Regions from separate parts of the Homo sapiens genome. Here region 2 is linked to region 1. Evidence: chromatin loops called from intact Hi-C (ENCODE). Cell type or tissue: gastrocnemius medialis. All regions are shown on one strand. Links, peaks and the distances in the headings refer to the core of each region. The heading gives the core; the rest is flanking DNA.

The links. A loop is a pair of places that touch in the nucleus more often than their neighbours do. Peaks named below come from ENCODE experiments on the same cell type or tissue, not always from the same donor. Only the 100,000 strongest peaks of a DNase experiment are listed, where the experiment ranks them.
Region 2: a loop joins it to region 1, with 8 times the contacts of the local background. A loop is called at or near these places in 23 of 110 quality-filtered maps.

Annotation. Positions count from the first base shown.
Region 1 is chr13:45,802,599-45,814,981 of GRCh38, forward strand. The region is part of intron 1 of SIAH3 (siah E3 ubiquitin protein ligase family member 3); the gene reads right to left. Among named protein-coding and RNA genes, the nearest start is that of SIAH3, 43 kb to the right of the region's middle. In gastrocnemius medialis, for the core only: a CTCF peak has its summit at 5,106 (motif pointing right); no DNase peak of the experiment used is centred there.
Region 2 is chr13:45,874,021-45,886,403 of GRCh38, forward strand. No RefSeq gene overlaps it. Among named protein-coding and RNA genes, the nearest start is that of SIAH3, 28 kb to the left of the region's middle. RefSeq lists enhancers at 1-608, 8,319-8,927, 8,928-9,534. In gastrocnemius medialis, for the core only: a CTCF peak has its summit at 5,868 (motif pointing left); a DNase peak (open chromatin) is centred at 5,811; H3K27ac peaks cover 1,260 bases.

The DNA of each region.
Region 1 (12,383 bases), core at 1,433-9,432:
TACCTTGGGATAGGCCGTGGGGACACTCTGGGATAATGCAATATTCTAAAACAGAGATCAGAGGCCTTGGTGAGACTTATGAAGCCCCCAGCTAGCTCCAGATCTACATTCGGCAGGTTGCCATCCCAAATTAATATGCATTAGGCTAGATAAAGAAGTCAGAGCAAGGAGGCTGGATCAAGGCAGCTGCAGGCCAGGCGTGGTGGCTCACGCCTGTAATCCCAGTACTTTGGGAGGCCAAGGCAGGTGGATCAACTGAGGTCAGGAGTTCAAGACCAGCCTGGCCAACATGGTGAAACCCCATCTCTACTAAAAATACAAAAATTAGCTGGGCGTGGTGGCGGCCGCCTATAATCCCAGCTACTCAAGAGGTTGAGGCAGGAGAATTGCTTGAACCTGGGAGAAGGAGGTTGTAGTGAGCTGAGATCGCTCACTGCACTCCAGCCTGGGTGACAAGAGCAAAACTCTGTCAAAAAAAAAAAAGGCAGCCGCAGACTAGAAAGCCTGTTTGGCAGGGTGTGGGCAGGAGTGCCTTAATCTTTTAAGTAGTTTGAAAGTGAGGCCTGCATTTTCTATAGCTCTGTCTTAGGTCACAGGTGCATACACAGCAAGTGATCAGGTAGTCCCTATTCAAATGCCTAAAGCTGGAGTATATGGATTTAGTTTTATTCATTCATTCATTCGTTCATCAAACTTTATCAGCCCTCTTTCATGTGCCAGATCCTGGTGACAAAATGATAAATAATACCCAGTGTCTGTCCACAAAAGGATGTACAGTCTAATGGGGGGTTGGCTGGAAAATAGACAACTACAAGGAATGTGTGATAAATGCTATGATAGAAATAAGCCCAGGGAGCTGTGGGAACACAGAGGAAAGACAATGAGAAAACTCTGGCCAAGGAAGGTCTCATGGAGGAGGTCGTAAGTGAGCTGGGCCTTGAAGGATGAATGGGAATTATCTTGGCAAAGGACCATTTATAGGGAGAAGAAAAGAACATTCAGGTAGACAAAAAGCAATAGAATTCAGCAGCCCTGAAAGTTACAAATAGTTCAGCAATCCTGGAAGGTCAAGGTAGTTGATGTCCAGGTGGGTGAGAATGATGAGAAATTACACAGAAGAGGCCCCTATACATAGCTTCTATGCTATACATAGCATAGAAGAGCTATGTATAAGGAGTTTGAGTCCTGTTATCAAGACTGCTAAGGAGTTTGAGTCTTGTTATGAAGGCTTTGGTGTGCCACTGAAGGATTTTAAGGGGGATATGGACAAGGATGACATAAGAAAACTCCTAATAAAAAATTCCAGGTAGGTGGGGTAAGATGTAAAGAAGGATATAAGACTGGTAGCAGTTACAAAATCCATATTTTTATCCAATTACCTACAACCGATTTGTAGAGATATGTACAATTATACACTGAAAACACATTGATTCCTAAAAAGTAAACTGTGGCTGGAACTTTTACAAAAATAATTATTTTACATATATTTTTTCTTCCCCAATTAAAAACTTTTAATTTAAAAGTTAACTTTAATGTCAAAAATGCAAGCTTGGGGAGGGCATACATATTATATTTTTAAAAATAAAAGCTATATATTATTTAGGCAAGTTTGTTATTACTATTAATTCTATTAATGTGTTTAATATTAATATATTGTTATTACTACATGCTACAACATAGATAAACCTTGAAAACATTATGTTAAGTCAAAGAAGCCAGTGGCGAAAGATCACATATTATATAATTCTATTTACATGAACTGTCCAGAATAGGCAAATGCACAGATACAGAAAAAAGATGGGTTGCCAAGGGTTGGAGGGAGGGTAGAGTGGAGTGGTTGCTAACAAATATGGGATTTCTTTTGGGGTGTTGAAAACATTCTAAAATTAGATAGCGGTAATGGTTGTGCAACTCCGTGAATATACTAAAATCAATTGAATTATACACTTTAAAAGGTATGTGATAACTCAAAATATTAAAAGCCATCTATGACAAACCCACAGCCAACATTATACTAAAGGGGCAAAAGCTGGAAGCATTCTCCTTAAGAACTGAAACACGACAAGGATGGCCACTCTCACTATTCCTATTCAACGTAGTATTGGAAGTCCAAGCCAGAGCAATCAGGCAAGAGAAGGAAATAAAAGGTATCCAAACAGGAAAATAAGTAGTCCAAGTATCTCCCTTCATTGATGACATGATTCTATACCTAGAAAACCCTAAAGGCTCCACCAAAAGGATCCTAGAGATGATAAACGACTTCAGTAAAATTTTAGGATACAAAATCAATGTACAAAAATTGGTAGCATTTTATACACCAATAATGTTCAAGCTGAGTCAAATCAAGAACTCAATCCCATTTATAACACACACACACACACACACACACACACACACACACACACACACACAAAATACTTTGGAATACATCTAACCAAGTAAGTGAAAGATCTCTACAAGGAGAACTACAAAACACTGCTGAAAGAAATCATAGATGATACAAGCAAATGAAAAAGCTTCCTATGCCCAATATTGTCAAAATGGCCATACTGCCCAAAGCCATCTACAGATTCAATGCTATTCCTATCAAACTATCAACATTACCGTTCACAGAATTAGAAAAAAACTATTCTAAAATTTATATGGAACCAAAAAAGAGTGCGAATAGCCAAAGCAATATGAAGCAAAAAGAAGAAAGTTGGAGGCATCACACTACCTGACTTCAAACTATACTACAAAGCTACAGTAACCAAAACAGCACGATACTGGTATAAAAACAGACCATAGACCAATGGAACAGGATAGAGAACCCAAAAATAAAGCTGCACAATTACAATAATCTGATCTTTGATAAAGTTGACAATAACAAGCAATGGGAAAAGGACTCCCTATTCAATAAATTGTGCTGGGATAATTAGCCAGCTATATGCAGAAGAATGAAAATGGACCTCTACCTTTCGCCATATATAAAAATTAACTCAAGATGGATTAAAAACTGAAATGTAAGACCTCAAACTATAAAAATCTTAGAAGAAAACTAGGATATACCATTCTGGACAGTGGCCTTGGCAAAGAATTTATAACTAAGTCCCTAAAAGCAATTGCAACAAAGACAGAAATTGACAAGTAGGACCTAATTAAACTAAAGAGCTTCTGCACAGCAAAAGAAACTATTAACAGGCTAAACAGACAATTTATAGAATGGTAGAAAATATTTGCAAACTATGCATCTGACAACAGTCTAATGTCCAGAATCTATAAGAAACCTAATTCAACAAGCAAAACCAAATAACCCCATTAAAAATGGGCAAAGGACATGACAGACACTTCTCAAAAGAAGACATACATGTGACATACAAATATATGAAATAATCCTCAACATCATTAATCATCAGAGAAATGCAAATCAAAACCACAATGAGATGCCATTTTGTCCCCATCAGAATGGCTATTAAAAAGACAAAAAATAACATGTTGATGAGGTTGTGAAGAAAAGGGAACATTTATATACTGTTGGTGGAAATGTAAATTAGTTCAGCCACTGTGGAAAGCAGTTTGGAGATTTCTCAAATAATTTAAAACAGAACTACCATTTGACCCAGCAATTCCATTATGGAGTATATATGCAAAGGAAAAGACATTGTTCTACCAAAAAGATAAACACACTCATATTTTCATCACAGCACTCCTCACAATAGCAAAGACATGGAATCAACCCAGGTCCCCATCAATGGTGGACTGGATAAAGAAAATGTGGTACATATACACCATGGAATACTACACAGCCATAAAAGTGAATCGAATTATATCCTTTGCAGCAACATGGATGGAGCTAGAGGCCATGATATTAAGCGAAGTAATGCAGGAACAGAAAACCAAATACCACATGTTCTCACTTACAACAGGGAGCTAAACATTGAGTACACACGCATATAAAGATGGCACCAATAGACATTGGGGACTATGAGAGTGGGGAGGGTGGAAGGAAGACAATGGTTGAAAAAGTATCTATTGCGTGCTATGCTCACTACCTGGATGACAGGATTATTCATATACCAAGCCTTAGTGACACGTCATTTACCCATGTAACAAACCTGCACATTTACCCCCTAAACTTAAAAGCTGAAGAAAATAAATAAAAATTTAAAGGTATGTGAATTTTATTTCAATAAAACTGTTACACTAATAGTAAAAGACAGAAACTTCCTTAACAAGTAGACTGACATTTTTAGTGGGTACACTCTGGAAGCATCACTGAAATCAGAAACAAACCATGAATGTTCACTATATTACTGTTATTTAACATTCCACAGGAAGTAGCCAATGCAATTTGATGGGAAAAAGAAATAAAAGGTATAAAAGTTTGGAAATGAGAGAACCAACTGGAAAAAATCATAAAATTTGAAGAATTCAGTAAAGCACAAATTTAGTAAATACAAATCAATAATTTTCACACTTTCAAATAAGAAGTAGCTGTTCATATTAAAAATAATACCTTGGAATAAATTTTATAGGAAACAGTCACAGGCTATAAGAAAAAAACGTAAAATGCTACAGAAGAACTCTAAGAAAGAATTGAATAAATAAAAGTATCATCTATTCAATACGATGATTCACTGTTATAAATATGTTGACATTCCCTAAAATTAACAAGATTGTAATAAATACACCAGAATACTAAAAAAAAAAAACTCAAGTGATTTAAAAAGTTTATATGAAAAAATAAATGTGCAATTATAGTCAGATTGCTGAAAAATAAATAGTTATGAAGGAGACTATTCAATAAAATTGTAAAACATAGAATAAAGCTACAGTATTAAAACATGGTGATTCAAGTGCATGAGAAAACAAAGCAGATTGTTAGAACAGCACAGAGAACCAAATACTTATAGTTCTATTTATTAGATTTAGTAGAGCAGGAAGTTTAGCATTGTATATTATTAGAGAAAAAAAAATCCCCTACTCCTACTGAGTTTTTAAATCTGTATTCCCCATTCGTCTAGAGAGGCATAGAAGCAAGAGAGAACTTAGGGACCTAGAGAAGACTCAGTGTAAAAAAGTCAGGACACAGCAGCAATTTGCTGTGACCAATGACTGGACACCAGATGGCAGCAAGGACTCTCAGTGGTGTCAATATGGATGGATGACAACAGCTAGAAAGAATGCCCTCCAAATCGAATCATTGACATTGCATATGCCCAGTAGTGTATTAGCTCACAAGAGCTAATTGTTGAAGTTTTAGAAATTTTGTGAGCTGATTGTTAAACACAGCCATTGTTAAAATTAAACAAACAGAATTAAATAACTTATATTAACAACCCAGGTAGTAAATACTCAAAGCTCATTACTTCCTAAATATTTTATTATATTTTGCTATTAAATGTGTTCTTGAGGTTGCTTACATATCTGTAAATCTGTATTTGTATCTGTATCTATATGGTAGAAATACTAAAAACCTCTTCCCAACTTCATGTGCGGTGATGTTGTGTTGGTAGCTTAAAATTAGTCATGGTGGGAATATTTACACCATGGAAACTGGCAAATGCTATAAATCAGGGCTTGATTTTCTGTTTTGTTGATTTTCTAGAGTAGACTGAAGAAAGTGATGAAGAAAATGTTAATAAGGGCAAACTATACCTAAAAGTGTCCTGGTATATAGGTGTTACTTTGTGTTAAACAGCACAAAAAATTACAGAAATAGTCTTTTAGTATCCTAAGACTATTATCCAACTCAGCAAATAAATAGTTCACGTCACTGAGCAGTGAGTGATAATCTGACATTTATCTTTGTTGTTTCACTTTTATCTGTTAACATAAAAGAAAACATCAACCAACATTCATATTTAAGTCACACACATTCATCAATGACATGGTGACTTTTTCTATGAACTAGATAGCCAACATAGTCTAATTTTGTTAAACAACGGCTGAATTGTAACTGTAGGTTGGCTACAGATACAAGAGTTCAACAAAACCAATAAATACATTCTGTGTAGTTATATGAAATTTAAAATAAAGAATATTGTATATTTTGTTATTATTTGTAAATTGTATTACACATACTTTATATCAGTAAAATTTATAATAAACTTATGTCCATATGTACGTGCATACTTTTATCTACCAGAACATTACTTCATAGGCCCCCCAAAACTTGGACTCAACACTGGGCACAGTAGGGAATCTCCATCCTGGTTAAAATTAGGTTTCCATTCTTGATGGAATGGGAACCAGAATATATATTAAATTCAGTTATAGAGAAAAGAATGTTATATCTATTGCACATCTCAAATTATGAATATGTTTAAGACTTGTACCCATTTCGCATCTGATAAGGCAAAGTAAACCTAAAAGCTAAACAAGGAGGCTCTGAGGCCTCCATTTTCGCCTTCGGCAGTACATCCCACACAGTGAATGAGTGGGCTTCCAACCCTATTGTAACAATATTGATGATCCCTGCCTGGTCCTGACTCATAAAAGAAGTTGATGTGGGTCAATGACTCCTGAAGTGGACATAAATCCTGAGGCTGCGCTGCATAACCTCTGAACTTTCAGTGACTGCTGCCTCAAGGTAATTGCCTAAGCCTCTAGGACTTAAGGTGGGGAGAATGCGTGTGTTGGGGGCTCCGCAGAACTGAGACCTTTAAATGGACTCTGTAAGTTTTGTTCCACCCTTAAGGCTACACCAGAAATTTATAGACTGTGGTCTGGAAATCATTACACGTGCTAGACATGTTTTTGTGTCCACAAATCTGCAGAATCAGAATCTCTGGACATTATAACAGACGGCCCAGATAAATCATATATGCTGACCAGAGATTGAGAGGCCGGGCCTCATGGAGAAATTGCCAGGGCAGAATTGTCTGCTTTGCTACCATAAGGAAAGTTTCAGTCGAGAATATCAATAATTTGGGCCCTCTTTCTCTAGCCTGGCTAAGATTGAAATCAGAAATTACTGGGCTGGAAAGACCCCATACTGCTTACCCAAGAAGTCCCTACCTGCATTCTGATATTGTAAAATGTTTACAATATATAGCTTTTTAAAAAAGTAAGGTAAAACTATATATGCATAATATGATTTAATGCTTTTATAAAAAATACAATCAAATGTATTGCATTTAATAAATTACTGAAAGCAAAAGAACCAGATAATTGTGGTTATCTCTGGGTGGAATTACAGGCAGTTTTTTTCTTAGTGGCTTTCCATATTTTACAGATGTCTGTACAGAATAAATACTACTTTTATAATTTAAAAAACTAAATGTTGTTTCAAGAATAATGTAGTCAAGGGGGAGACAAAACAAAATGAACAAAGCAAAAGCAAAAGCAAAACCAAACCAAGAAATCTGCCTCTGTTTAGAACTTCTTTCAGCAGCCCAGGCAGAAGCTTGTCACGTTGCCATGGGCTCCCTGGTCGAGCTAGTCCTGAGTCACAGCCCCCAAAGTTCCTAAAGCAGCCCAGAGCCCTGAGGCAGCGACCTGAAGGCACAGTCCAACAAAGGTCACTTAGACAACAGGGCCCACAGCCAACATTCTGGACCCTGAACTCTCCATCCTCCCTCAGGAGACACCAGCCTCCTGAGGATGCTCAGTCCCACCTGGACTACCCAAAGGAGATCAGAGACGAGTGGCCCAGTCCTATCCGTCATTCACTGGGACGCTCCATCATGGCTAGTCAGCTGAATGGATGGATGAAGTCCTGTTCAGCACCAGTGCCTGGGTGAGGAATAGTCTGCACCAGAAGCTCACATATATCTTGACTCTTGTGTGTGTGGTTGTCAGGCCGCTATAGTGCTGCCGCAAACCACTCTGGATACTTAAAATCCAGGAGGTATTTTTCAAACTCTGCTACCGGCAGCTGGTGTTTGGTGGCTTACATATGGAGGTATTGATGTGTTCTGGAATTGGAGAAAATCACCCTCTGGAAATAGAAAAATGTGGTGACAGGGACCCATGTAGACTGGAATTTTGTCCCAGTGCGTTTGCCTGGGGCTGGTTGGTTTCTCCTCTCCTGGGCTTATGGTCAGAGACAAAGACATTGAGAAAAAATGTGCTGCAGTATGATGGGAGTCTAGAATTCATACTCCCAAGAATGTTTAATTTGAAGAAATTCTACTGCTAAAATTTGGCTCTGCATTGTCGCTGCTGGTCAGTTATGGATGGCTCTAGAGATAGGAAGAGGCAAACATCCCCTGCTTCTCTGGTGCATTGTTGCCATGGACCTTTTAGTGAGAAAGAGTGTCTGCATGCATGGGGCCTGGAAATGCCTGGGGTGAACTTTGCAGAAAGCAGGAACAGAGTGAGAAGAAAAGAGAATGTACTGCTTGCATACCCATATCTGTTGGTTGGCTTCCATGGACATGTGGTTGAAGGATTGTTCTGGTATGACTGACAGAGGCAAAATAGGAAAGAGATTAAGAGAATGAGCTTTGGAACCCTAAGGCTGAGTCCTGGTTCAGCTGTTCATTTGCTGTGCAACCTGGGCAAAGTTACTTAACCTCTCAGAGTGTCATTTGTAAAATCAGAACAATAATAGGGTGATTTCAAGAATTAAAAAGAATTTCATTTAAAACTTTGGCATATTGCCTGGGACACAGTAGTTGGTAATGAGTGCTGGTGGTGGTGATGGTAATGATGGTAATGATTCTTCTCCTTTGAGCTTAGTGAGGCAGGACTAGTTGGAGAGGGTGAGAGGTGGTGATATTTGTACTCTGGCCATGGTGAGGGCAATGAATATTTCCTAACAGAAATGAATGTTTTCAGGCTAACTAGACTTTGAAAACTCTGTAATTAATCTTTGTTGATATGTAATAGAACGTTTTGAAAGGGTACTTTTTTTGAGACACGGTCTTGCTCTGTTGCCTGAAAGAGTACTTTTTTTTGAGACACGGTCTTATTCTGTTGCCCAGGCTGGAATGCCGTGGTATGATCAAGGCTCACTGCATCCTTGACCTCCTGGGCTAAAGCAATCCTCCATCCTCAACCTCCCAAGTAGCTGGGACTACAGGGGCATGCCACCACACCCAGCTAATTTTTGTATTTGGCAAAGCACTTCTAATGAAACTCACAGATGATATTTTCATTGCATCTCAGGAAACCACTTCAGGATCCTAGCGTTCTGAAGTCAGAGTTCAGGGCAGGAGATAGCCACCTTCATGGTCATTCACTTTATCTTTCCAAGTATGCCTCAGCCAGGCTTCTTCATTTTTGCCTCTTGGGTGCATTCACCTCTACTGACCTAGGGACTGGAGGTCATTTTAGGAAAAGAGTCTACCAAAGGGAAGGCAATTCTGTCTCCGAAGAACCAGACAACTTTCAGCCTGGTTTAGTTATGAGAAGGGTTCTGGCCTGGGCATGCCTGCACTGGAATCCCATGGGAAGTCTCCCTCTGAACTTTCAGAGACTCCAGCCCCACTCTCCCCGATGCACAACTGTTAGTTCAATGCCATTCACCAAAAGGATGCCGCCCAGCACCGGTGGAGATGGAGCAGAAACAAGTGAGTCATGTTTGGAATGGACCCAGGGAATTCTGCAGAAGAACTTCCAGGTGATGCCCACGCTGCCTGATGCAGACACAGCCTGAGGGCTGATGATGTAGGTCCAAGTGTGCTCCTATGTCCCATGCTTTCCAGTTTTCAAGGACATTCACTGATACCATCTTGTTTCATCCTCACCTAAACCCCAGGAAAGGGGACAGACAAGCCCTGTGAGCCCATTTTATAGACAAGGAGACAGGATCAGAAGGGTTACATGACTGGCCCAAGGTCCCAGGCTAGGACACAGCCAGCAGAGGCTGGGATGTGGTCCAATTGCCAGTTCATCCTTTTTTTCTTTTCACTTGAGAGAGGTTAAAATTAGTGCCTGCTAAAGAGCTTTCCCTAAGGACTCAAGGAACATTATTAATAGCATTCCATTAATCCTCACATTTATTCAGGAACAGCAGGTGGCTAAGATTATAATGATTATAATGATTGCTATCATGACACAGAATTACTAGGACCCCGGGGTACAGCTTCCTTAATGCTATGCTTTCCTGTGATGCATATGGGTGCATAAATATATAACACACACACACAGACACACACACATGCTCACACTCACACTCCAAATAGCAACCAGGTAAGGAAGCTTTCACTGAGTGTTGAGAATGAAGCCTGAGATCCCAGCATGACTAAACAGGAATTTCCTAGGATTTTTTGTTGCACTAGTGACATAAAAGGCTTTGCAGATAAAACACACAAGGGAAGTTAGGACAATTGGAGAAAGTTTTGCATGTCTTCACATGCTCAAATGCAGGAAGCAAATAAAGGTGCAAGTCTCCTCCTGGGCTGGAAATGTGAGGCCGTGTCTTCCCAGGAGAAGGAAGCCAGTGTATTGAAGCCCATCCAGGCCTTCTGGGCTCCCATCTGGATGGTAGGGAAGTGAGGGGGTGTCCTGCCCTGGCTGTCTGCACTGTTCACACTTAGAAGGCGATTGCCTGGACCCAGTGGGAACGTGGTGAGCCTGGGTCAGTACTGAGTCCCGGACCTGATGGGAACATGGTGAGCCTGTGTCAGTACTGAGTCCCAGACCCGGTGGGAACATGGTGAGCCTGTGTCAGTACTGAGTCCCGGACCCAGTGGGAACATGGTGAGCCTATATCAGTACTGAGTCCTGGCACCAGGCTGCATTCAGCTCTTTCAGTCTGTGATGCTGTCATGCAGTTGAAATAAGGAGAGAGAGAGGATGGGAAAGAGGCTGTCTGGCCTCCCCAGAGCAAAGGTAGCAAAAGGAAAAGCCCAAGACTTGGTGTCAGGGAGCCTGGAGAATGTTGTCCCTAGGGCTCTGCCCCCTTGGCCAGCTTGGTGACCACAAGCCCTATTCCCCAGCATTACAGAGTCATTCATTCTTTCATTCATCATCCATCTTAGTCAGTTTGGGCTACTATAACAGAATATAGGCTCAGGGGCTTAAACAACAGACACTTACTAGGTTGTTGCAAAAGTAATTGCAGTTTCTGCCATTTAAAAGTAATGCTAAAATACTCAATTACTTTTGCACCAACCTAATATTTCACAGTTCTGGAGGCGAGGAAGTCCAACATCAAGGCCCTGGGAGGTCTGGTGTCTGGTGAGGGCCTGCTTCCTAGTTTGCAGACAGCTGCCTTTTTGTTGTATCCTCACATGGCAGAGAGAGGGAGGAAGAGAAAGATCTAGGTTCTTTCTCTTCTTAAAAGGACACTAATACCATCATAAGGGTTCTACCCTCATGACCTCATCTAAACCCACCTACCTCCCAAAGCCCCACCTCTTAAAAACATTCCAAAGGGGTTAAGATTTCAATATATGAATCTTGGGGTGATAAAAAATACAGTCCATAGGCCGGGCACAGTGGCTCACGCCTGTAATCCCAGTACTTTGGGAGGCCGAGGCAGGCGGATCATGAGGCCAGGAGATTGAGACCATCCTGGCTAACACGGTGAAACCCCGTTTCTACTAAAAATACGAAAAAATTAGCCGGGCGTGGTGGCGGGCACCTGTAGTCCCAGCTACTCGGGAGGCTGAGGCAGGAGAATGGCGTGAACCCGGGAGGCGGAGCTTGCAGTGAGCCGAGATGGCACCACTACACTCTAGCCTGGGTGACTGAGCAAGACTCTGTCTCAAAAAAAAAAAAAAAAAAAAAAATACAGTCCATAACACTCATGCATCTATTCAAGAAGTGTTTTTGGAGTATAGTCCCCAGGGAGCCGACAATTCAATGGGAGAAACTGGCAAGCAAGTTGGCAATTACATTACTCAGGAAAAGTGCCACGGTGTGGGGTGGGCTCTGGGTATCAGGAGATATTTAGCAGGAAAACCAGCACCATCTCGGGGAATCATGGAAGGCTTCTTAGAAGTGACCTCTGGGAGGATGAGCAAGAGCTGGGCAGGCAAAGATGAACAAACGGAGCAGGTTTGCAGCCAAAGAGACAGCATATGTGAGGTGCTGCTGCCCTAGTAAGCTTCATTCTCTCTCACCAGCCTAGCTTCTCAGCCCCTCCCCACAACCCCACACTGCTCAGATCTTTCTGGGCTACTGGGGAAGTCATGAGTTTATTTGCCCCCAGAGTTCTAGTATTAGGTTAGTGCAAAAGTAATTGCGGGTTTTGCCATTACTTTTTTTTTTTGAGACAGAGGCTCCCTCTCTTGCCCTGGCTGGAGTGCAGTGGTGCGATCTCGCACTGCAACCTCTGCCTTCCGGGCTCAAGCGATTCTCCAGCCTCGGCCTCCAGAGTAGCTGGGATTATAGGTGTGTGCCACCATGCCCAGCTAATTTTTTTATTTTTGGTAGAGATGGGGTTTCACCACATTGACCAGGCTGGTCTCAAACTCCTGACCTCAAGTGATCTGCCTGCCTTGGCCTCC
Region 2 (12,383 bases), core at 2,362-10,361, 72 kb after region 1:
AGCCCCTAAACTGTTGCATAGGGTCTTTTTTTTTTCTTCTTCTTCAACTGTTTGAAAAAGATGATAAGAGCATCTGAATCTGCAATACAATAACCAGCAACCACTTACTGGACGAGCTTCCCAGGGGAAAAGCTCAGCTGTTGAAATGCAAATGTCGGATCAAAAGAGGTGAATCCCTTCTGAGAATAAGGGCTGCCCTTGCTACATTGGGCTTTACCAAATATTTCAAATCGCCTTTCTGAGCTAAGCAAGGAGGAATAGTGGTATTTATCATTAGTCTAAAGCAGTGTTCTTAAATTATACGTCGTAATCCATTAGTGGATTCTGAAATCAGCTTAGTAGTTTACAACTGGCATTTAAAAATGGGAACAAATAGAATAGGATTAAAATATGAGTGTACTTCTCGTAATAAAGATACATTTCTTTGTGAAATTTTTGTTTTAGTGTATCCACATACACACAGATATATGAATGTGTGTATTAGAGTAAGACATACTATATATTTATGTTTATTTTTTAACCTTCTTGTTTTTTTTTTGAGACAGAACCTGTTCTGTCACCCAGTCTGGAGTGCAGTGGTGCAATCTCGGCTCACTGCAACCTCCCACTCCTGGGTTCAAGTGATTCTCGTGCCTCAGCCTCCTGAGTAGCTGGGAGCATAGTCGCACACCACAACACCCAGCTAATTTTTGTATTTTTAGTAGAGACAGGGTTTCACCTTATTGGCCAGGCTGGTCTCAAACTCTTGACTTTAAGTGATCCTCCTGCCTCAGCCTCCCAAAGTGCTGGGATTGCAGGCATGAGCCACCGCACCCAGCCTAACCTTCATGTTTATTGTGAAATAAACATCCAGCAGCATATATACAATTTATCTATTTTAGAGTCTAAAGAAGCAGGAACCTGAATTCCTACTGCTATGATTGAGAACCAGAACAGAGCTGGTGCCTTAGAAGCCATCTCTGGACTCTCCTTCCCTCCCTTGCCTCCATCCCCTCAGAGGCAGCCATCATCCTAACTTTTATGATAATTCCCTGCATTTCTTTATGATTTTACCACCCATGTATACATCAGGAAAAAGAGAGTTTTGTTTGGCCTGTCTTTGAGGTCTATGTAACTTGTTCTGAGATTTGCTTCTTCCGCTCATGGTAGTTTGTGAGATCTATCTCTGTTGATGTGTGCAGCTGGAGTTTATTCATTTTCACTGCGGCACAGCGTTCCTTCCCATAATTGCACCACGATGTCTGTGTCACTCTATGGGTGATGAACATGGAGTGTGCTCCAGACTGGGGGTTTACAAACAGTGCTGCTATGAACATTCTCCCTCATTTCCTTGGCCTGCCTTTGAAGGATTTTCTCTGGTTATACATGAGACATGTTGGGTTTGTGGACATACACCATCCACACTTGTAACTCTCTGATTTGTCACTGGGTTGCTTAATTTCCATGTACTTATACAAATACAAAGTTCCTCTTGCTATTCATTTCTAGTTTTATTCTAGTGTGGTCAGAAAAGATACTTGATATGATTTTTATTTTTTAAAATTTGTTAAGACTTGGTTTGTGGTCTAACCTATTACTATTCTGGAGACTGTTCTATGTGCTATTGAGAAGAATGTGTATTCTGAAGCTATTGGATGGAATGTTCTGTCAACAAGAACAACAGACAACGACTAGTACTTATATCAGAAGAGAGAAATGTTTTGAGTCCTTATTTCGATGTGTCTAACTTCTCTGAAAGATCTAAGGTGGCTACATGTAGCCAAGGTACTATTTCCCTTCATTTAAAACAAAATCCAAGATGGAGGGGAAGCCAGTTATTATAAATAAAGTTTCGGTGCCACAAAAGAAATAGCACTCGAATATAAAATTTTCTTTTTAATTCTCAGCAAGGCAAGTTACTTCTATAGAAGGGTGTGCCCTTACAGATGGAGCAATGGTGAGTGCACACCTGGACAAGGGAGGGAAAGGGGTTCTTATCCCTGACGCACGTGGCCCTTGCTGCTGTGTCGATCCCCTATTGGCTAAGGTTAGATCGCACAGGTTAAACTAATTCCGATTGGCTACTTTAAAGAGAGTGACAGGTGTGAGTGGTTTGGCGGGAAAGAAATGGTTATGCAGGGTGGAGAATGAGTCAGGATGGAGAATGAGTCAGGGCGGAGCAGGTAATCGGGAGTGGAGCAGGTAATCGGAATGAGTCAGGGTGGAGCAGGTGATTGGAATGAGTCAGGGTACAGCAGATAATCAAAAAAGGTTGCTTTATGAGGAAGTCAAGTTTAAAAGTAGAAGGAAAAGAATTAAACATACTGACATATTGATTATTTGAAAAGAAATTTGAACTCATATCTAACACAGTGAAAGAACATTCATTTATTCATTCATCAAACATTTAATGATCACTTAACTTAATTCTAATTTTTTGAGTTCTTATTTCGATGTGTCTAACACAGAGGTTTTCCTCTGGTGTGAGACATTCTCCTGGCCATGAAAAGAACAGTCATGGGGAAGATGTTTCTTTACCAAGGTATTCTTAAAATATTCTTAGAGTGTTCTAAAAGCTTTAGCAGTTCATGTAGTAATTAATATATTCAGATGGATTAGTCACTTACCAGCAAAACACTTGATTTCTTTAGCATTGCTAGAGGCAAAAAATCCCCAATGTTTAGCAGACTTAATCAGTAGCCCAGAGTCACAGTTGAGATCATTTATAAGGCCAATGGACAAGATCAAGTGGCAAGGAGCACTGACCACCAAAGACTGATAAAATGTGTTATCTAATGAAATAAAATGAGTTTCCATTTTACCAAAAGGGGCTCACTTTCAAAAGGCCAGTCCCTATTGAATAAAATGTATATTCAATGAGCTACTCTCACTGACATTCCCACCACTTTCTCTTCAACCCGGCTCCACTCACGGAGCATGCCCTGACTCCCCAGATCTGGTGCCCTCAGCCTCTGGGCAGCATGACCTACAGAGCCCCAGGTGAGAGGCCAGAAGAAAGGCGTGCATGGCACTGCCCTCTCGAGCTCTGTAACCTCTGAGAGTCACCAAGTCATTTTGACATACTGAAACTGTTTCCTCAACTGGAAAAAAGGGGTAATACATTTCCCCTTCTTCCCTCACAGGGTTCTTTAAAGAGAAAACTAAGATAATTACCAAGTGTATCAGTCACGGTTCTCTAGAGAAAATCCAACTATATATGTTCAACTACACAACTAATACGATATAGTTATAGATATTCTATTACATATATACCATATATATTTAAAATATATCTATAAAGTATATATCACATATAAAATATACATATGATAGACATAAAGAGATTTGATTTAAAGAATGAGGTTCTGGCTGGGCACGGTGGCTCACGCTTGTAATCCCAGCACTTTGGGAGGCCGAGGCAGGTGGATCACGAGGTCAGGAGTTTGAGACCAGCCTGGCCAACATGGGGAAACCCTGTCTCTACTAAAAATACAAAAATTAGCTGGGCGTGGTGGTGAGTGCCTGTAATCCCAGCTCCTCGGGAGGCTGAGGCAGAATTGCTTGAACCCAAGAGGCAGAGGTTACAGTAAGCCAACATCATGCCACTGCACTCCAGCCTGGGCAACAGAGCAAGACTCCATCTCAAAAAACAAACAAACAAACAAAAAGAGTGAGGTTCACATGATCATGGAGGCTGGTAAGTCTAAACTTTGTAAGACAGGCTGGGAACTCAGGCAGGATTTCCATGTTTCAGTCTTGAGGCAGAATTCCTTCCTTAGGAAACCTGTTTTTGCTCTTAAGACCTTCAGCTTATTGGATGAGGCTCGTATGGACTGAAATGTGTCTTCCCAAAATTCATGTGTTAAAGCCCTCACCCCCAAAGTGATTGCATTTGGAGACAGGGCTTTTTTTTTTTTTTTTTTTTGGCAGAGTCTCACTCTGTCGCCCAGGCTGGAGTGCAGTGTCACAGTCTCAGCTCACTGCAACCTCTACTTCCTGGGTTCAAGCGATTCTGCTGCCTCAGCCTTCCAAGTAGCTGGGACTACAGATGTGCGCCACCATGCCCAGCTAATTTTTCTATTTTTAGTAGAGATGGGGTTTCACCATATTGGCCAGGCTGGTCTTGAACTCCTGACCTCACGATCTGCCTGCCTCGGCCTCCCAAAGCGCTGGGATTACAGGCTTGAGCCACTGCACCCGGCAGAGACAGGGATTTTAAAGAGGTGAAGAAGGTTAAATGAGGTGACAGGGTGGGGTAGTGGGAAGAAACACCAGAGAACAGGCCATGTGAGGATGCAGGGAGAAAGCAGCCATCTGCAAGCCAAGGAGAGGCCTCAGGAGAAACCAACCCTGCCACCATCTTGATTTCGGACTTCCAGCCTCCAGAACTGTGAGAAAGGCATTTTTGTTGTTTAAGCCACCCAGTCTGTGTTACTTGGTTACGGTAGCCCTAGCAAACCAACACAGGAGTCCACCCGCAAGTTAACCATTATCTCCTTTACTTAAAGTCAACTGATTTTAGATGTCAATCACACAACTTCTAAACTAGTATTTGATGAAACAGCTGGGCACCGCAGCCTAACTCCCCATTAGCAAATGCATGAACACTTCAGCAGTAAAATGTGTCCTCACACTAAGTAAAATAAAGCCTATCATTAGCCTTCCTGACTTTGGGTCAGGTTTGGCACCAAATGAGTTACAAAATAATCATTGGTCTTTGAAGCTTGGGAGATGAGAATTAGAGATGGAAGATCAAAGATTAATTTTACTTACTTCATAGTTTTGACTCTAGTCAGACCTGCCTGCCCAGGTATATTGAAAGAGCAAAGTACTTTTATCCATTTCAAATAGTTATATAATGGCTGCCATTCATAAATATGTAATACTCTGCTACATATTAAATAAACTTTTTCTCAGATATCTTTCAGAACAATCCTGTGAGGTGCATGTTATGATGCCCATTTTATAGAAGAGGAACCTAAGCACAGAGAGGGAAAGTAATTTGCCCTAAATTACACAGCTATAAAGAGGCAGAGCGGGGTAGTGCATATGACCAGCACACTATGCTGCCTCCTCCCATGAGATGATGTGTACAGAAAGAAAGTCTCACTGTTCAGAAAACATAGTCCACGCTCTGGAGCCTACATCATCACCACGTGTTCTTGGTGTCTCTTCCTAGTGCCCTCACGCTCATCTGACACTCATAAAGCCCTTTCATTTTGGTTTGTCCTCAGATAGCTGCGGGAAGAGATGCCCTAAAGATCTGGTGTGGATGCTGCCTTCCTCACAGCTCCTCAGTGGCTCCCCATTAATTACTCCACACAGGCAGTAAGCCTCATCATAGCACTCAAAGCCCCTAGGACTTGGCCTTAACTGATTGGTCGGTTTAGCAGCACCATATTTTATTGCTGCTTTCCAACTTTCATGTGTTCCACTAAACTGGAAAAACCTCCTCTCCCAATAGCTGCTGCGGCTTCTCCTCTGAGGTTGCTGAATGAAGCTTTGTGGTGTGGCAGAAGCAGGGAGGGTTCCAGAGTCCTACTGGCCCCCTGTTTCACCATCTGTGTTAACTTCAGGGAGTTATTTTCTCATTCTGAGCCGTTTTCCACTTGGAGGAGAGGGGCAGAGTTGTACCTACTGCACAGGGTTGGTGTGAGGACTCAGAAGGATACAGAACATAAAGCACCAATTGTCCTGTGTTAATATAAGAAGGTTGAGAAATACTATTCTTTCTCCCTGACAGGGAGCCTGTGAGCCAGGCAGGAACAGGCTCATCCGTGTCACGCAGGGTCAGTGTTTAGTGCCTCTGTCTTTGGCCGATGAGTGGACTCACACCTCTGGCACATGGCCTCATTCACTCCCAGAATAGCAGAAGCCACCTGGTGGTTGCTGGCGCTGGTCCTCACGCCTTGAATCAGAGCTCTCCTGGAAAGGTCTTCCTTCAGCTCCTTTCAGTTACATGATTGACATGCTTTTTTCTGGCAGTAAAGCTGGGAATGGAACTCCACAGACTTGAAAAACATTGAATGGTGTCTTGCTGAAATTGCTTTTTTTTTTTTCATTTTTAATTCGAAGAAAACAAAAGCCCAAACCTTGCAGTGGAAAAGTCATTAAATAATTTACTGCATTTGCCGTTTTAAGTGGTAATTTAATACAACCATCCTTGAAGCCTCCTTTAGGACAAAAATTTTGAGATAGAAACAAAAAAGGGCACAGTAGCTATACTTATATCAGATAAAATAGACTTCAAGCCAAAATCTGTAAAAAGAGACAAGGCCATCCTATAGTAACAAAGAGGTCAATACAGCAAGAGGATATAACAATTGAAAAAAATATCTATATTCAACATTGAAACACCTAAGTATGTAAAGCAAACATTGAACAGATCTAAAGGGCGAGATAGACTGCAATACACTTGTAGTAGTGTACTTTAACACCCCATTTTCAGCAACGGACAGATCATCCAGACAGAAAATCAACAAAGAAGCATCAGAATTAAACTGGACTCTAGACCAAATGGACCTAACAGATATTTACAGAAAATTCCATCCAATAGTTTCAGAATACACATTCTTCTCAACAGCACACAGAACATTCTCCAGGATAGATTATAAGTTAGCCCACAAAACAAATCTTAACAAATTTTCAAAAATCAAAATCAGAATTATATCAAGTATCTTTTCTGACCACACTGGAATAAAACTAGCAATCAATAACAGGAGGAACTTTGGAGAGTGTATAATTACATGGAAATTAAACAACATGCTCCTAAACAACCAATGGGTCAACAAGGAAATTTAAAAGGAAATTAAAAAATTTATTAAGACAAATGAAAATGGAAACACAACTTACTAAACCTATACAACAAAAGCAGTTCTAGGAGGGAAGTTCACAGCGATAGATGCTTACGTCGAAGAAGGAGAAAGATCTCAAACAACCTAATGTTGCTCCTCAAGGAACTAGAAAAACAAGAACAAATTAAAACCAAGATTAGTATAAGGAAAGAAATAATAAAGATCAGAGCAGAAATGAGCAAAGTAGAGACTAAATAAACATTATAAGAGATCAATAAAATGAAGAATTGGCGTTTTGAAAAGATAAAATAGACAAACTGTAAGCTAGACTAACAAAGAAAAAAGAGACGACTCAAATAAAATCAGAGATGAAAAAGGAGACATTACAACTGATACCACAGAAATACAAAGGATCAGAAAAGACTAGTATGAACAACTATATGCTAACAAATTGGAAAGCCTGGAAGAAATTAATAAATTCCTGGACACATACAACCTACCAAGATTGAATCATGAAGAAATAGAAAACCTGAACAGACCAATAATGAGTAATAAGGTTGAATCAGTAATATTTAAAAAGTTTCCTATCAAAGAGAAGCCCAGGACCTAGTGCCTCACTAGGGCCCATCCCATAAATGAGAAGTAGCCTTCCTCCAGCAGAAGGCCATGTTTTCTGGAATCAGGAATCTGGGTAGTATGAGAAGCCAGAAGCTCTCACATATTTTCTGGCAAAACACAGTTGTCTAATGGCTTTGCAATTCACGCAGTTGTCTAATGACTTTGCAATTCCATGGAGATTAATTTACCTTCAGGGGTAAAATATGGAGACATTTAGAGAGAAAACCAAATGCCGATGTTTTAAAGGTAGCCTGAAGCTTTATCAGTGTTGTGTGTGCATAAGATCCTGGTTCAAGGAGATTTGAAAAGACATTTGTAATCTGTGGGATTTGATGATTTTTCATTCTCTCATTGGCTTTTCAAAATGTACAGCAACTTTTTTCTTTGCAGAGCAGCAGTGAAGCATGTGGCTGTTGTTATTAATGAAAAACCTAAATGGATTTATTTCTTAGTTTAATATGTTAATTTCATTCTACATTATTATTATTCCATCTGGTATAAAATCCTCAAGAAACCACTTGTGATCTTTTTAAAAAAAATTGCAGTAAATACATATAACATGAAATGTACCATCTTAACCATTTTTAAGTATACAGTTCACTGGCATTAAGTACATTCGTATTGTGCTATTTGTTACAATTTTGCCCTTCCTCCTACCCCCACCCTCATCAGTCTGGACTCACGTAATGGTCACAGAAGACTCTGTTGACTAATTGATATTTCTACTCGTGCCATTCTAACTCTATTGGAGGATATCACACCTTTGTCCTGTGAGGGTCTCTCCTCCATTTGAACAGTAATACCACCAAACACTTTAATTTCAGCCAACCTCCCACAGCACTATGGTGAATAATATGTTTATCTCTAATTTATAGTCATTCTTCTTTACACGAAGACTACAGAAGAAAAGTTATAAGAGGGGAAGGAGCCAGTGTTTATTGGATAGCACTGTGCTCCTTTTATGCTAAGCAATTTACAGATCTCATCTATTTACTGTTTTCAGGTATCCTTTACCATAAGTGGTATTATCTCCTTTTAGCAGATGAGAAAATTGTGGCCCAGAGAGATTAGGTAACAAGGTCACACAACTGGGATTGAACTCCATGTTCAAATGAATCCAAAATCCAACATGGTACGTGGGCTAAGAGGAAAAGAACTCAGAAAGACAGGAAGATTCTAGGAGGGAGACGGGAACAGCGAATGAGTGAGGAAGTGAGTAAAAGAAAGAGAATGCTGGTCTCCCTTTCTAAAATCAACATCATTAACTCTGCTCTTAACAGCGCTAACAGGGTCTTTAGCTGACTGGGCTGCTTTCTTAAGAAGAGTCCTCACAGAAAGGGCTTTGGGCCCTCCTCTCCCCCACTGGGAATCTGATTACACACATCACAGGTTACTTTGATCACTGGCATTCTTCTGCTCAAAGGATCACTCAGAGCTGCAGGCAGAGTTTCTGACTCTGCCCCAAATTAAAACACCAACTATTTGTCAAGATAGACTTTTCTTAACCAACCATCTCCAAGTATTGGAATGTCTCTGTCTAGTTGAAAATGCCCCCCAGGGAGTTACCATGGCAATCCCTGTCTGCAGAATGGCAGGATCAAATCCTTAAAAGAGACTTCCAAATTGGTGTGGCCACTTGCAGCCAGAGGCCCACACTGGGTTTTGCTGTGGGTATCTATCTGATGACCCTAGTCTAAGGCATGACAATCCAGGAGTCAAACTCAAAGTTACCGAAGACATGTGAAGCATCTCCCTCAGCCTCAGGAGTGGGTTTGCAGGGTCTTTATCAGGCTGTGCTTATTTTCCTCTGTCTTTGCCCCATCTTCCAAATTCAAAGTCAAACACTTAAAAGATTTATCTGTTATAGAAATGGACTGGCATGCAAGCTAGTGAAGAGGTAGCTTGCTCAATGAAGGCAGATAAAAGAAGATAAAAACATTTGAAGATTTGAAAATTGGAATTTGTTTTTGATAAAGAAAGATAATTTTCAAGAGATCTCAATAATTGTGCCTGTGGGGGTTTTTTGTTTTTGTTTTAAAAAATGGAATAGAAATGTAAACAGCAAAGAGGTTTGAAATGCATAGTTTGACACAGGCAAGTTTCAAAATTATACGCCCTCCAGCAAGTCAGTCTTATGCCAGGTTTTGATAAGTGCCGTGATCCATATAAAGGGGACATACAACATACCTTAGCATTTAAAAGATGTACAAGGTCAGTTACATGTGCGTGTAGGGTTTGTAGATGTGTGCAGAAAGATCTGTAAATGTTACAGAAGCATTAGGCTTTCCAATCCTCTTTTTGTAATATCTTGTTACATTGTTATTTTCCTTGGCTCTAACCACCCAGGAAGATTCCACAAAAGTCCATTCATCTCTTTCTTCCATCCCCTCTGCCTGATCTCTCTGGCCATCATAGTCTGACGCCACAGCAGGAAAAATTTAGACCCCAGCTATAAGGGACTTGGGAGCCCCAGAATCTTGGAAAATTCAGAAGAATGAAATACTTTTGTCATAGGATGGTGTATTAGTTTCCCAGGGTGGCTTAAAAAAACCAAGAATATATTCTGTCATAGTTCTCAAAGCCAGAAGTCCAAAATCCAGATGTCAGCAGGATTGGCTCCTTCCGGAGGTTTGAGGGACATTCCTTCCTGTACATCTCTCCTAGCTTCCGGTGGCGTCTGGCGCTCATTGGGTTCTTTGTCTTGCAGATGGGTCATCCCAATCTCTGCCTCCATCTTCATGCAGTGTTCTCCCTGTGTGTGTCTGTGTCTCTTCTCTTCTTCTTATATGGACTCCAGTCATATTGGATTAGGGTCTCCCCTAATCCAGGATGACCTCATCTTAACTTGATTGGTTACATTTGCAAAGATCTTATTTCCAAATAAGGTAACATGCACAAGTAGGGGGTGAGGTTAGGATCCCAACATATCTTTATGTGAGACACAGTTCAAACTACAGCAGTTGGATTCCTCCTAAAATGGACCCTGAGACAAACATTTGAATGCAAATAGCTTATTGGTGAGGAGGTCTCAGGAAGCACTGGGAAATAAGTGGGGAAATGAGAAAGGGAAGAGGAGGAAGCCAACCAGTACAGAGTGGAATAACAAGTATCTGAGCACACAGCAAGATACCCAGCACCAGAGCACAGGGGCAGAGTCACAGGAGTCCTGTTGGCAGTAGACAGTCATCATATCTGGGGCTAGTGAGGGCCGTGGACTACCAAGAACATCCACTCCAACTTCAGGTGCTCAAAAGAGAATTCTTTTTTGTTGAGAATAAGGAATTTTTATTGTAAATCACCTCAATTCTTTTTTAAATGTTGGCAGGTAACATTGTTTAATAAATTACAAGTAAGATATTTTACTCCAAAATCATTTTCTTTGAATATTGCCCAGCTATAGAGCATCACAAATAATTTAAAATTAATAATTGCGTTATCTGCAGTTTAAAATAACCTTGTCCCTATGTCATATCTTTCCATCTTCACTGAGTTTGATTTTCAGTCCTATGCCTTCCTCTCCTCAGTCCATGCCCATCCAGGTAAATTTCTATTCTGTCTTCAAGACCAAATTGTATCTCACCATTGACCATGAGCTCCACCCAGTCATCCATACTACAGATCCTTGTACATAGTAATTACTCTATAAGTGTTTGATGAATGAGTGAATAAGTGAATCAATGTAGGATCACTGATTGTTTCAAGCTCTCCATCCCACACAACTTTAGAGCAGGACTCTAACAACATTACTGTGCAATTCATTATACTTCAAAATGTGTCATAAACTAGGATATACTTTATATTCACATGAATACCTTGAAAATACTTACTAACAATTTGTTCAGGTGTCACTGAAAAGGCCATTACATGACTGATTTTTCTTCCTACAATGCGATTTGCTTTGATTTGCCACCGCGTGGCTCTTTCCTCAGGGTCTGTCAGTATTCCGTTCACAGCTTCTTCTCTTTGACTCCAGGTCTGCTTGCTGCCTTTCCTCCAAAGAGGAAAGCCTGTCACCTGTCATCTCTCAGTAGGCTGGAATCTTGGTGATTCTAGAGCCCAGCATGCAGCAGCCCTGCTCTGCGTGCTGCAATTCTAATGCTCCCTTATGCAGAAGTGGGGATGATGTGAAGCTCTTTTCCAATATCATAATTCTTGTTTGGATTCTAATCCACACAAGATTAACCTTTTCTGGATTTCTGCAGGAGCTGAGGAACATCTAAAACACAAGCCATTTGTCTTTAAATTATCCAATTTTATGATCATAAATTCACCTATGATTCTATGAAATGCAATGCTACTACCAGAACCAATTCTAGAAGAAACATCATTCTTGGTTTCTCCTTCATTATTATTGCCTATATTATCAACACTGTCAACACCAATAACATTTGTCAAGCACCAAAACAGTGTGAGCTGTTTTCCTTGGGGCTAGAGGAGAAGAGGCAACATCACCTTTTAAACTTGGAGCTTAAAATCTATTGCACTGGCATTTTTTACAGGCATTTTTTGAGCATCCACCCAACTATTTAATAAATAGTGATTGCAGGCCTACTGCCGTAAGACTGCAATGGTGAACAAGACCCAGCTCCCCATGAATGTCCATAATGACAGTATTCATCATAGCCAAAAGCTGGAAACAATCCAAGTGGCCATCAGCAAATGAATCATTAAACAAAATGTGGTGTGTGCGCGTGCACACACACACACAAACACACACACACACACACCAGAATATTACTCAGCTATAAAAAAGGATGATGTCCTGATACACATTACAACGTGAATGAAGCTTGAAAACATATGCTAAATGAAGGAAGTCAATCACAAAAGATCACTATCTTAGTCTGTTTTGTGTTGCTATAACATAATACCTGAGACTGGGTAATTCATAAAGAAAAGAGGTTTAGACTGGGCACCTGTAATCCCAGCACTCTGGGTGGATCACTTGAGGCCAAGAGTTCAAGACCAACCTAGCCCACATGGCAAAACCCC